Regions from separate parts of the Homo sapiens genome. Here region 1 is linked to region 2. Evidence: chromatin contacts called from ENCODE Hi-C or POLR2A ChIA-PET data. All regions are on one chromosome and are shown on one strand. The core of a region is the stretch at or near the end of the contact, and the rest is flanking DNA. Distances in the headings are between cores, read along the strand shown. Region 1 holds the start of SHBG (sex hormone binding globulin). Region 2 holds the start of SENP3 (SUMO specific peptidase 3).

Evidence for each region. Hi-C counts contacts between places; a loop is a spot of excess contacts on that map. ChIA-PET counts read pairs that join two places held with the same protein, here RNA polymerase II (POLR2A). Pooled maps may share reads with other maps.
Region 1: a loop to region 2 is called in a map of tibial artery, with 3 times the contacts of the local background. The contact joins the promoter of SHBG here to the promoter of SENP3 in region 2. A Hi-C loop is called at or near these places in 1 of 168 maps with a recorded cell type or tissue (tibial artery), 1 of 37 single-sample maps with no recorded cell type and 10 of 50 pooled maps. POLR2A ChIA-PET finds 5 or more read pairs at or near these places in 24 of 52 experiments (A549, AG04449, AG04450 and 19 more).

The regions. Positions count from the first base shown.
Region 1 is chr17:7,628,617-7,635,942 of GRCh38, reverse strand. It overlaps SHBG (sex hormone binding globulin), which reads right to left and starts at 5,808. Exons shown (of 8, transcript NM_001040.5): 1 at 5,660-5,808; 2 at 5,436-5,527; 3 at 5,074-5,263; 4 at 4,582-4,743; 5 at 4,195-4,354; 6 at 3,928-4,064; 7 at 2,984-3,191; 8 at 2,571-2,739. The coding sequence starts at 5,770. The coding sequence ends at 2,591. RefSeq lists an enhancer at 3,228-3,317.
Region 2 is chr17:7,558,012-7,563,279 of GRCh38, reverse strand. SENP3 (SUMO specific peptidase 3) reads right to left here and starts at 1,361. Exons shown (of 11, transcript NM_015670.6): 1 at 1,017-1,361; 2 at 1-214. The coding sequence starts at 203. It overlaps TNFSF12-TNFSF13 (TNFSF12-TNFSF13 readthrough), which reads right to left. Exons shown (of 11, transcript NM_172089.4): 7 at 3,578-3,656; 8 at 3,387-3,434; 9 at 3,113-3,231; 10 at 2,792-2,930; 11 at 1,679-2,556. The coding sequence ends at 2,447. TNFSF13 (TNF superfamily member 13) reads right to left here and starts at 4,530. Exons shown (of 6, transcript NM_003808.4): 1 at 3,983-4,530; 2 at 3,578-3,656; 3 at 3,387-3,434; 4 at 3,113-3,231; 5 at 2,792-2,930; 6 at 1,679-2,556. The coding sequence starts at 4,240. The coding sequence ends at 2,447. SENP3-EIF4A1 (SENP3-EIF4A1 readthrough (NMD candidate)) reads right to left here and starts at 1,288. Exons shown (of 22, transcript NR_037926.1): 1 at 1,017-1,288; 2 at 1-214. RefSeq lists enhancers at 1-591, 1,858-2,107, 4,482-4,531, 4,987-5,268 and a silencer at 1,218-1,297.

The DNA.
Region 1 (7,326 bases), core at 4,559-7,058, 68 kb before region 2:
GCAAGCTCCACCTCCCGGGTTCACGCCATTCTCCTGCCTCAGCCTCCCAAGTAGCTGAGACTACAGGCGCCGCCACCACGCCCGGCTAGGATGGTCTTGATCTCCTGACCTCATGATCCGCCCGTCTCAGCCTCCCAAAGTGCTGAGATTACAGGCGTGAGCCACTGCGCCCAGCCTGTTTTTGTCCTTTTCACCAACGAATCCTCAGTATCTACAACAGTGCCTAGTACATAGCGGGTGCTCAGGTGGCCTAGGTTAGCCCTGAACGTCAACAAGGGGCCAGAGTTAAATGTGGATGCCCTCTCCATTGCTGAAGACTCCACTACCAACACTGCTGGCTGGGTGGAGGCAGTTGTAGATCCTGAGAGGGTCTATAGGGTCAAGATTAGGAGAGGTAGAAGGTGGGGCTTGGGATTTGTGTCTTCTACCCTACAGACTCCCCAGGGCCTCCTTACCCTGGAGTCATTTAGGTCCCGGCTGATCTCTGCAGAAGGGGACAGCAGCTCCAGTGAGTGACTCAGCCTGCTGCCTGGGTTACTGGTGAAAAGATTCTTGTAAGAAATTAGGAGTCTTGGACACTGGGATTCTCATGGGGTCTGGAGATGGAGGATGCTTTAACCTAATGGTTCTTTTTAAGTTTTTTTTTGTTTTGTTTTGTTTTTTTGAGACAGAGTCTCACTCTGTCACCCAGGTTGGAGTGCAGTGGCGCAATCTCGGCTCACTGCAACCTCCACCTCCCAGGTTCAAGCAATTCTCCTGCCTCAGCCTCCCGAGTAGCTGGGATTACAGGCGCCCACCATCATGCCCAGCTAATTTTTGTATTTTTAGTAGAGACGGGATTGCACTATGTTGGCCAGATTGGTCTCAAACTCCTGACTTCAGGTGATCCGCCCACCCCGGCCTCCCAAAGTGCTGGGATTAAAGGTGTGAGCTACCACACCTGGCTGACCTAATAGTTCTTGAGAGGAAAGAGGATGGGGGGCTTTAGCCCCAGGGCTCCTTAGTAGGCTGGGAGCTTTGGGCTAGGACACAAGGGTTCCTAAGAGGGCAGAAGACTGGGAGCTGAGGGGTAGGGGCTATGGGCTTGGATACGAGGGTTCCCCAGGGAGGGATGCTGGGCACCAGCATTCTCTAGAGGTCTGTGGTTGAGAGCTGGGTCACCGTATTCTTTGAGGGGAGAGATATTCCCAAATCTGTCTGTTTTTCCCAGCTGGGACCAGCACAAGCCAGTTCTTGCTTAATGGAGTAGAGACAAATTTGTCTGGGAAGGCAGCAAGTGGACCAAGACTAGGAGAGAGAGAGAGAGACGCGACTTTCTCCCTCTGCTCTCCTCCCTTTTTCTTTCTCCCTGCCTCCACCCCTTTTTCCAGAACCCCTACCCACATCTCTCTGTGACCCTCTCACGCCCCCTGCTGCTTCTTCCCTGGGCAGCAATGGCCAGTCCAAGGACCAGATGACTGAGATGTCAAAATCCCATCTCTTCCCTTCCTCCTGATCTCTCTGGACCAGCCACAGAGGCAGGAAACTGGTCTCAAAGGGAGTAGCTTCTGCGGAACCAGGTGGGTCCTGGCTTCCAGAAAGTGACCTGTATCCAGAGTATGTCTGTCTGTCGGGGTTTTTGCTGGGATCTCAGCCTAAGAAGTCCTCATTTCCAGCCGGACGCAATGGCTCACGCCTGTAATCCCAGCACTTTGGGAGGCCGAGGCAGGAGGATCACCCGAGGTCAGGAGTTCTAGACCAGCCTGGCCAACATGGTGAAACCCCACCTCTACTAAAAATACAAAAAATTAGCTGGGGGTGGTGGTGCACGCCTGTAATCCCAGCTACTCGGGAGGCTGAGGCAAAAGAATCGCTTGAACCCGCGAGGCGGAGGTTGCAGTGAGCCGAGATCACGCCATTGCACTCCAGCCTGGGCAACAAGAGCGGGAAACTCCATCTCAAAAAAAAAAAAAAAAAGAAGTCCTCATTTCCTTAGAGAAACTCTCCTTGACGCTCAGACTAAGTTAAGGCCTCCTAGTCTCCATGTTTTCTATTTTTTCTTTTTTCTTTTTTTTTGAGATGGACTCTTGCTCTGTTGCCCAGGCTGGAGTGTAGTGGCGCGATCTCGGCTCACTGCAAGCTCCGCCTCCCGGGTTCACACCATTCTCCTGCCTCAGCCTCTCGAGCAGCCGGGACTACAGGCGCCCGCCACCATGCCCAGCTAATTTTTTTGTATTTTCAGTAGAGACGGGGTTTCACCGTGTTAGCCAGGATGGTCTCGATCTCCTGACCTTGTGGTCCGCCCGCCTCTGCCTCCCAAAGTGCTGGGATTACAGGCGTGAGCCACCACGCCCGGCCAGTCTCCATGTTTTCACAACTCTCCAATTCTTCTTTATCAGTGCTTCCAACTATCCACTTATTAGTTAGCCTTTGATGGATGTCTGCTTCCCTATGGGACTGTGGGCACCAAGAGGGTAGGAACCAGAGTGTTTTTGCTCATTAAGACAACTCAATACTTGGCACAGTGCCTGGTACATTGCTAGTGCACAGTGAATATTTGTTGAATAAATGAATAATCAGTAACTTTCAAAGGGGGTTCTTAGGTGGAGCTTTAATGGGAAGCGTCAGTGCCATTGCCTGGGCTCTGGGGGCAGCTGTGAGTCCAGATCTCATGGCTTCTGTTCAGGGCCTGGTCCACATCCAGCCTCTGACCTTGTGCCCAAAGGCCATTCAGGCAAAAAGAGGTGGAAGAGTCTTCTCCTAGAGGGAGGTAGTGCAAAGGTGGCATTAGAGCATTAAGGTGGCTCGGATCCAGAATCTTCTCCCCACTTTTCCACTCCTCCAACCTGAGTTTGCAAAAGCACTACCTTCCACTGCCCCCATATCTTCTTCTTGTGGCCTATTCTTCTTCCCTCCCAGAGGTTTCCTTCCCCTCAAAATGTGCCGCCTCCCTTGAGCTGTTTCCAATGTTGTGCTCATGAACTTGAACATCATTCTCTCTTACCTGGTAAAGCCCCCAGGAAGAGACGCCCTTGAGGCTTGGCCCAGAGGTTAAGGAGGGGAGCCAGGCCTAAGGGAGGCAGGGCAAGGGCCTTCATCTTCGACCCTTGGCTCAAGACCACCCTGGACATACTCAGCTTCAGCTGAAGAGGGAGTCCCAAGACCAGGGGCAGATCCAGCCCTGGCCCCGACCCAGAAGACAACACCACCTTCTGCAGAGTGTGTGGGAAAGGGACGGTAGAGAGAGAGGGAAGAATGAGCCGGGCCTACTGCCTGTGGCCTCACCCCTAGCTGCCTTAATTCTGCCTCTTCGCTATGCCTCCACCTACTGGCCATTCTCACCACTTAAATCCTGCCCCAATTTTTTTTGGCTTGACCCTTTTTGAAACCACACCTGCCCCAAGTAAATATGCAGTCTAAGTCAAAACTGTTTGCTTGCTGTGGGGAGCTTCAAGATATGTCCCTCGCCCCTACCACCCACCTGAGTGCCATCCATAAGCCTTATTTTTATTTTTATTTTTTTGAGACAGGGTCTCACTGTGGCCCAGGTCAGAGTGCAGTGGCACATCATAGCTCACTGCAGCTTCAAACTCCTGGGCTCAAGTGAACCTCCTGCCTCAGGCTCCTAAATAGCTAGGGCAGCAGACATGTGCTACCATGCCTGGCTAATTTTTTTTTTTTTTTAGACAGAGGTCTCTGCTATGTTGCCCAGGCTGGTGTCAAACTCCTGGCCTCAAGTGATCCTCTGGTCTTGGCCTCCAGCACCTGGGATTACAGGCAAGCACCACCATGCCTGGCTAATTATTAATGAAAAACAATTCTGTGGAGCCAGTCTTGTTATGTTCCCTGGGCTGGAAACCTTCCTAATATTGACATGTTGGACTCCCCTCTTCCCTCATTGCTCCAGGCTCCACTGAATACAGGCAATGCCCCACTGTCCCCCTTTACTTGATCTTGGAGGTGGAGACTGAGCCAAGATGGGTTCTCTGGTGTCCCAAGAGCAAGGAGGTGGCCTGAGCCTGCTGCCTGCTTGAGTCCCAGGTCCAAAGAGAAGGCCCAGGGCTCTGCATGAGGCTGGGGAATGTCTGTGGGGAGAAATGATTATCCTGAGGCCTCAAAGCTGGGGTCTCAAGGAGGAAAGGGGCCAGTGGTAGAGGGGGACAGAGGCAGGCTGAGCTGGCCAGGGTGGGAAAAATAGACTCCGAGGAAATCTACCTCGGAGATTGAATTCTGCCTGAGTCCCTGGAGGGAGAAATATCCCGGGATTTGATTCTACATCACAGCTTCTGAGGCTAGTGGGGGCAGATGCTGAGATCTCGGCCTGTTTGTCCAGCCAGGAATCCCGGCGCAGGCAGCCATCCAGGGCAGGAACCAGCTGGAGTGTGACAGAGATAAGATACGGGGATGTAGAAATCAGGGCATCGGAGCCGCAGTCCCGACCTCCCTGCCCTCAGTTGACTCCCCTCTGAGCATTTGGCCTCCCCCTTGCAGCTCTCAACCCTTCCCTTCTCCCTAAAAGTGTGGACTTAGATTCCCACGGCCAGCCACCCAGCAGTGCTTTACCAAGTCTTGGCTAGGGTTCCACCCCTGGGGTGTAGTTACCGGCAACCGAAGGTTGGAAGCGGGGAAGAGCAGCCCCCCAAGCGCAATCCTCATGATGGGATGGCGTTTGCTGGTCAGGGGCCCAGAGACCTGTCTCAGGCGCAGCACCTCCTCCCCATCCACCTCCAGCAGCACAGAGTCCCCCTCCATCTTGACTTCCACCTGCAGGAAGGTGGGAAGCAAAATCAGAGGCCCCTGGGATCTGTTTCTGCCACCTTCCTGTGAGGCAGCCTAGTACTATAGTGGAAAGAACATGCCTTAAAGAAGCAGCTAGCATCCTTGGCCTTGGGTCACTCAGCTCTTGTCACTTATATACTGACTGAGCCTTAGAATTCCCATCAGAAAAGATGGGGCCAAGAATAGCTACTTTGTGGGGGTTCGTGTGGATTAAACGAGATGACAGTGGTAGAGGGATGCCCAATAACTTGGTTTTGTTCCCTTTCCTCAGACCAGCTCCAGACATCCCTCCCCTGAGGACCAGAGCTAGCTTACCTGGTGCCATCTCCCATCATCCAGCCGTGGTCCAGCACCCACCGTAAGCTGGGCCCAGTGATTGTGCAGTTGGATCTCAGGCCTGCCGTCTCGAAGTCCCAGCATAAACCAGTCATCCTTAGGGTTGGTATCCCCATAAAAAATCACTCCCTCTGGGTCCCAGGTTCGAACCTCAAAGGAGGAGGAGGTTCTGGAAGGACACAGAAGGAAAGATTGTGTATGTCATGTGTCCTTTGAGAACCAGTGTGGGTTTGGGGGAGATGGTGTTCACAGATAAGGAAAGGAAGACAGGGAAAAGAGAAGAGCTGATGGAGAGAGGGCAGAACCAGGGGACTGGGTCAAGGGCTAGGCCAACCCCATACTTTGTGATCTTGGTGAGGTCAAAGGTCATGACAGCGATAGGCTCTTGTCCTGGGCCATTGCTGAGGTGGACAGCCGGAGGGTCGTGGGCACTCTATCAGAAAGAGAAAACAAACAAAGCTGAGTAGGGACATGTCAGAGACAGACAGAGGGAGAGGCCCTGCTACAGGGCCAGAGGAGAGAAGGGAAGACTGCATGAGCTGAGTGCCCTGTCCCGCTCCTGCACCTGGGTGGGGAGAACAGGTCTCAGGGCCCATCCCTGGCGGGTGTGACGCAGTAGTAGCAACAGCAGCAACAGCAGCAGGCGCGAGGTAGCCAGTGGGCCTCTGCTCTCCATAATCAGCCACTGTCCACTCGGCGGCTCAGACAACTCTTGGGAGAATGTGTAGAGGCAGGCAGCCTTGCGTGTGGGCGGTGGAGGGTTAAAGGTTGCCCGGGGAGGAGGGGGTAAAGGAAACAGGGGCACTGACCCTTGACCCCTGCCCAGGGGCCCAGTCACAAGACTCAGCTATCACCCCTCTGGGGATCAATGGGGTGAAGGACAGAGTCCCCTCCACTATCATCCTCCACTGCCGAGAAAGTTTCTGAACTGGGAGAGGATATTCCATCTCCCCTCTCCTCCTCTAGGGCCTGATCTAGGTCCTCCAAGATTTCTGTCCACTCGGGGAGCCTGCATTCACAGGCCTGAGGTCTAGAAACAGTCCTCCCCTGCGTCCCAAGTAGCATCCTGTATCAGGACTAGAAATGAGATAATGGAATCCTAAATTTCTAGCTGAGTGACCTTGGGCAAGTCACTTCACCTCTGTGCTTCAGTGTCCTTGTCTGTAAAATGAGGAAAATAATACTTTACGGGGTGACTGTGAAAGAGGGTTCATTGAGAAAATGCAGGCACAGTGCCTGGCATCTGGTCTGAACTCCTCCCCCAGTCTTTTCCCAGGCCTCTGAGGCCTGTCTCCCAAGAAGGTATTGTCTGTGTGTATGATTCAGTGAATATTAAGAAGGGACCTGCCCCCCGCCTCTCAGTTATCTTCCCTTATCCATTTATTACAGGGCCTAAACAGTCTAGCAGTAGAAATCACCCACTCCCTGACCCATTTTATTTTATTTTATTTTATTTTATTTTATTTTATTTTAGACAGAGTCTTGCTCTATCACCCAGGCTGGAGTGCAGTGGCGTGATCTCGGCTCACTGCTGCCTCTGCCTCTCGAGTTCAAGCGATCCTCCTGTCTCAGCCTCCTTAGTAGTTGGGACTACAGGTGCACGCACCACCACGCCCAGCAAATTTTTTTGTGTTTTTAGTAGAGACGGGGATTTCACCACGTTGCCCAGGCTGATCTCGAACCTCTGACCTGAAATGATCCGCCCACCTCAGCCTCCCAAAGTACCTGGATTACAGGCATTAGCCACAAGGCCCGACCCTCCCTGACGCATTTTATTTTATTTATTTATTTTGAGATGGAGTTTCGCTTTTGTTGCCCAGGCTGGAGTGCAATGGCACGATCTCGGCTCACTGTAACCTCCACCTCCCAGGTTCAAGCGATTCTCCTGTCTCAGCCTCCCGAGTAGCTGGGAGTAAAGGCATGCGCCACCACACCTGTCTAATTTTTGTATTTTTAGTAGAGACGGGGTTTCACCATGTTGGTCAGGCTGGTCTCAAATTCCTGATCTCAGGTGATCCGCCTGCCTCTGCCTCCCAAAATGCTGGGATTACAGGTGTGAGCCACTGTGCCCACCCCATGACCCATTTTAAAATGCAAATGACAGACCGGGCTTGGTGGGTCACATCTGTAATCCCAGCACTTTAGAAGGCTGAGGCGGGCAGATCACTTGAGGTCAGGAGTTCCAGACCAGCCTGGCCAACATAGTGAAACCCCGTCTCTACTAAAAATACA
Region 2 (5,268 bases), core at 112-2,611:
GGTCGGGGGACAGGGAGGCGTCTGGCTGGCACTGTGGTCCCTGACCCAGGATCTGGCCCAAACCCTCCACCTGACTTGAGTCGGGGTTTGGGAGGTGGGGGCCAACGAAGACGCTCCCGCCTGGGACTTGAGTAAGCTGGGGGTATGCCGGGTCCAGGAGGCTCAGGCCCCCAGGACCCGGTCCCTTGTATAGTCTCTTTCATCTTCCAGTACCCTGAAAAACAAAAGATCAGGGTATCAAAATCTAAGCATCACCCCACCGCAGATCCTGCCTCTCTTCCTGGCCATGCCTCCTCTGGATTCAGATGCAAATAAAGAAAAGAGGAAAAAACGCAAAACTCCTAACTTAAGATCTTCCCGGTTAACGCGGTCCACAAGGGGCCCTTCAGGGTCTGTGCCATCATCTCTCCCCAGTCCAGAGACAAGGGAAAATGGCTAAGCAGCAGGCCTCAGAGATCTTATTTCTAAGATCACCAGGCCAAACCCAATAGCACTGCCAGGTTCTACGTCTTTATTTTAATACCACCAGGGCTGTCCTTTGAGGGCCCAACAAGGGCAGTTTCTTTCCTCAGGGACATGATAACCGTGGTACTTGAGGAGAATGCAACTTGCACGTGGAAACTGGACTGGAATGGGAGACAGTTCTCTAACACCCTGGATGAACGGGGGGCATGGGAAGGCTGCGGTCATCTCAAGTGCAGATGCCAGGGATATGGTTCAGGGGGCAGAGGCTGATAAACGGGGAAGAACTTTGAAGGAAACTTAAAGAGAACCGAATCAAGACGCTGGGACAGAACGGAGCGCACAAGCCAGGCCGGCCCAGCCCCCTCCTACTTCATCCTCGGGGACCAGAATGCAACCCGGCACCAGTCCGGTCCCACGAGCTTGGATGGCTCGGCGCACACGGGCCTTAAGAAGCCCCTATGCGGGCCTCTGGGCCCCGGTTCGGTGGGAGCGAGGCCCAGGAATGGGAGAGGCCAAGGCAGGGCTGGGGGGAGGGGAGGGGGCGTCCTCACCGGGAGCGGGGAAGCCGGGCGGACGGGCCCGAAGGCGGGCGTCTCCGGCCTCAAGCTTCCCGGCTCATCTCTCCGGCGACGGCGGCGGCCCCGCCACTCCTGCTGTCTTTAGGCGCAGCCGTCTCAATTCAGGATTCCAACGCTTCTGGGCCGCGTGCCGCGCCGCCGAGCACCCCGCCGCGCCGCCTCTGGCTCTGCTTCAGCTTCAGCTTCCACCTCCACCTCCACCTCCGCCACCGCCGCCACCAGCGCCACCGCCGCCGCCGCCACTCCTCCCCCCCTCCTCCTTCCCCTCCCGCGAGCCCCGGGCCCACCGGCAGCGGTGGCGCACGATTAGTACGTCACACCCGGCGAAGAGCGCCGGCGCGGCCACCAAGCGCGCGGTCCCGTCTACCCGAGGACGCCGGCGCCACGGGACTGGCCAGCCCAGAGCGCTACGCGAGGCTGCGCCTGCGCACATCCGCCGCCCGGCCGCGCGTGGCGGCCCCGCCACTTTCCCTTTTGCGCCGCGCTCTGTCTTCTCCGCGCTCGCGGGCCTGACCCTAGCGGCATCCCCAGTACCTTGATCCGGCGGGGGGCGCGCCACAGGAGAGCCAGGAGGGCGGGAGATCCCCGTACGAGGACCGGGCTGAGGCGAGGCAGTGGGGGAAATGGAGCCGGGGTATCATTCATTCTATTTTATTTAACTTTAAGCAGGGCTTGATCAGAAAGAAGAGCTCAGAGGAGTGAGGCAACACCAACACCAGGGCGTACGATACACCCGAGGCTCCTCCGACACCAGTTCCAGCCCGGAAGGGCTTGGAATGGCCTGCCACGCCGGGGCAATGGAGCGCGTGAAAGCCAAACCTTGGGACCCGAAGAGTAATTTGACTGCGAAGGCACCGTCATCGTCGGGCACCCCCTGTAGACGGGCGCATAATAGCTACATCTCTGGAGATAGTGATGGAAACTGGGGTCCGATAGATGGAGAGAAGGACGTAGGATAAGGCTTCTTGTGGGGTGAAGAGGCAGAGGGCACCTGGAGAGAGGTGTGGCATGGAGAACCAGGGGTTTTCCCTAGCAGAGGGCGGCTTCGTGGACTTCGGCCAACCGGCGGGTGCTTCCCTCGAGCGGCCGCTAGATGGTGGTGCTGTTCTGGATGCTTCCAGTGGGCCCCGACCAGGTCTGGACAATGCCTGGCGCCCGTCCCCCGCCCCTCATCTACACACACGCAAGAATTCGGAGCTCCATGGGGAACAGAAGCAAGATATCCGTAAAATCAAAGTCTAGGGGGTGGGAATGAAAAGGGAAAAGTGAGGAACGGGGAGCCAAACCCAGGAAGACGCCTCTGTTCCTGCACATTCCCTCTCCTTTATATACTCAGCTCTTGGCTGTCTCCAGTATGTACCCACCCTGGTCTTCCAAGCTGGGAGCCACTTTTTATAACACAATCACAGTTTCACAAACCCCAGGAAGGTTCCATGTGGAGAGAGGTTAAGTTTCGCCCTTGCCCGGGGAATTATGACACTCAGAATATCCCCTTGGTGTAAATGGAAGACACCTGAGAAAAGAGAGAAAGTAGATTCGCAGTGAAGCACAGCCATCCAGATGCCCTGTTTCCCCCTGCCTTCTCCAGCTCCACCGTTCCTCTGCCTCCTGTAAGGACCCGGCATTCTGCACTTCACTCCTCAGACCCGCCTCTGTTTAGGTTTCCAACCTCCCTCCTAGCGGTAGCTCCCTGCACTGCTACCCCCGGTCAGAGACGTCCTGCTTTCGGCTGCCCACACGGCTCTCACCTGCGCTATAGCAGCTGTTGTAGGCCCGGTCCGGGTGGGAGGGCATACTTCTTATACATCGGAATAGAGTCTCCTGCCTTCCTTGGCCTTCTCGAGACACCACCTGACCCATGGTGAAAGTCACGTCTTGAAACAGGACCTGGCAGGGAAGGGAGATGTTGAAGAAAACAGGATGGCCTGGCTCAGTTCTGGGAGGCCTCAGGAGCGCTAACGAGGGAAGAAAGAAGGGTCTGCTGGGTTTGGTATGAATAGAGGGGTCAGGAACCCTCAGTAGGGGGCCAAAGAGGCCCTCTGTGAAGCTCAGAGTGTGGCTGGGGTTACCTGGCTATACAGCAGATAAACTCCAGCATCCTGGATTCGGACACCATATCCTTGGGCCTGTAGGCCTCTCCCACGCCTAAGAGCTGGTTGCCACATCACCTCTGTCACATCGGAGTCATCTGGAGGTGAGAGTGTGTCGGTCAGGACTTCTTGGCACTCTCAGGTGCTTTTTGGTTCTTTCCCTTTCACCTATAAGGACCCCTTGAGCCCAAGTGCCAGCCCGAGTTCCTGGTTATTGCCCCTCCCCAAAGCCATTATTTAAAATAGTGCTCACCCTTGGAGGTGGCGTTAATGGGAACCAGGTGCAGGACAGAGTGCTGCTCTGAGGAGAGAAGGAGGGAATCTCAGCCGCATCCACTTTCCCCCGTTGTGCTGTTGGCAGCCTCCACCCTCACCCTGACTCGGGCTTACAATCCCCACGCTGCTTGATCACCTCCCACCCCTGCTGCACCCTGGAAGCCTCACTCTTCTGTTTTTGGGTGAGCACTGCTCTCCTTTTCCGGGATCTCTCCCCATTCTCCCAGGCTTCCAGGGCATCGGAACTCTGCTCATGGAAAGAGGGTCAAGGTTAGGTTAAGATGCGAGGGTCCCAGCCAGCCTGCCTTCCCAGCCCTCCCCTGCCCCCGAGATGCCTCAGATCTCTCACGCACCTTTTCCCAGCACCCTGAGTGTTGGTGCTGGCTGCCCTCCAGGATTTGTTAGGTATGAGAAGCATTAACCTTTAACAGTTTCCTTTCCTGGAATGGCCGCGCCCCTGACTTCCAAACCGGAGACCCTCTCTTGCACCCCCTTGAAACTTTGCAGACCAGGAGGCCCAGAGACCCCCCATGCTAACCATCCTCTCCCAGACACCCTCCTCCCCTCACTCACCTGCTCCGGGAGACTCTGCCAGGGATACCCTTCCCCATTCTGGGAGGGGCCTCCTGTCCCCTGCAGCCGGCTCACCTCTCTCCTGAGGCTCTGCAGCTCTGTTTGTTGGGTCAGCAGAGCCATGGCACAAGCCACGGCCCCCAGAGCTGCCCCCCAACTCAACCAGAGGGCAACTGAGAGTGCCGGCTCTCTGACTGGGCCCCCCATGTTGCCTGGAGGCCCTTTGGGGGCTAGCAAGAAAGGAGATGAGGCTGGCATGAGCTGGGGACCCTGCCAACAGCTGTGGTTTCAAGAGTGGGGTAGCAAGGAGGTGGCGGGGCGGGTAAGGGTACGGGCAGTGGTGCAGAAGGGAAGAAGGTTGTTACGCAAGGAGAAATAAAAAGGAACTTGAAAATAAAAAGGAGGGAGGAGGAAAGCAAGCTAAGGGTACTGTTAGTGCTCCTGGCACTCCGTCGTGGGGCCAGCGTTGCCTTGAGACCCTCCACCCTCCCTCAGCCTCAGGAGAATTAGGTTCCAGTCCCTCTAGGAAGGACAGGGCTGCCAGTGACACCCAGGAGGAACAGGCAGTGCGCAGGAACCCTGGGGCGGCCCCAGGGTTGGGGGAGGGAAGGTTGGCTGGCTAGAGGGCATTGTGCCAGGAGCAGGATGGGGGGCCAAGCTGGGCAGTGTCCAGGGTCAGGGCGAGGGTGGAAGACCCTCGGGGTCAAGCACAGCAGAGATCGCTGGGGCAGTTCACTAGGGGTGACTGAAGGTGGGAAAGGAGGGGTGGGCTCGATGGGGAGGAGAACCAGGGGCACGGAAGCAAGAAACTGGCTGAGTTCTGGGGTTAAGGCTGGGCCGGGTGTGTTGGAATAAGGCCTGCACTACTCCCTGTGCTGAAATTGGCAAGCAGGACTTCCTGTTTCCCGAGAAAAGCTCTTACATAAGGCTCTGGACGAAGAGACAAAGCAGCGGCCTCAAGCCCCCCGGCCACTGCGGGATTCCTCCCCAGCACACAGGGTTCCGGGTTCCCGTGTGCCTGCTGACTCTCAGCCCCTCCTCCAGGCTGGCTCCTGCCCGCCCCACCTCCCAGCCAGGGCCTGTGCCAGCACCTGCTGAATGTCCGAGGCCACCAAGAGGAAGGGCCCCTGCTCCTCCCAGCCAGGAAGGGATTTCCCCGCAGGAGGAAGTCTGCCTCCTAGGCCAAGGAGGCCGCTTCTGCTGTACCTTGGGCGGAGGATTGATTTTTTTCCTGGGCAGTGTGCCTTCCTACCTCTGCTCCCACCTGGGGGCTGGAGGCATGGAGG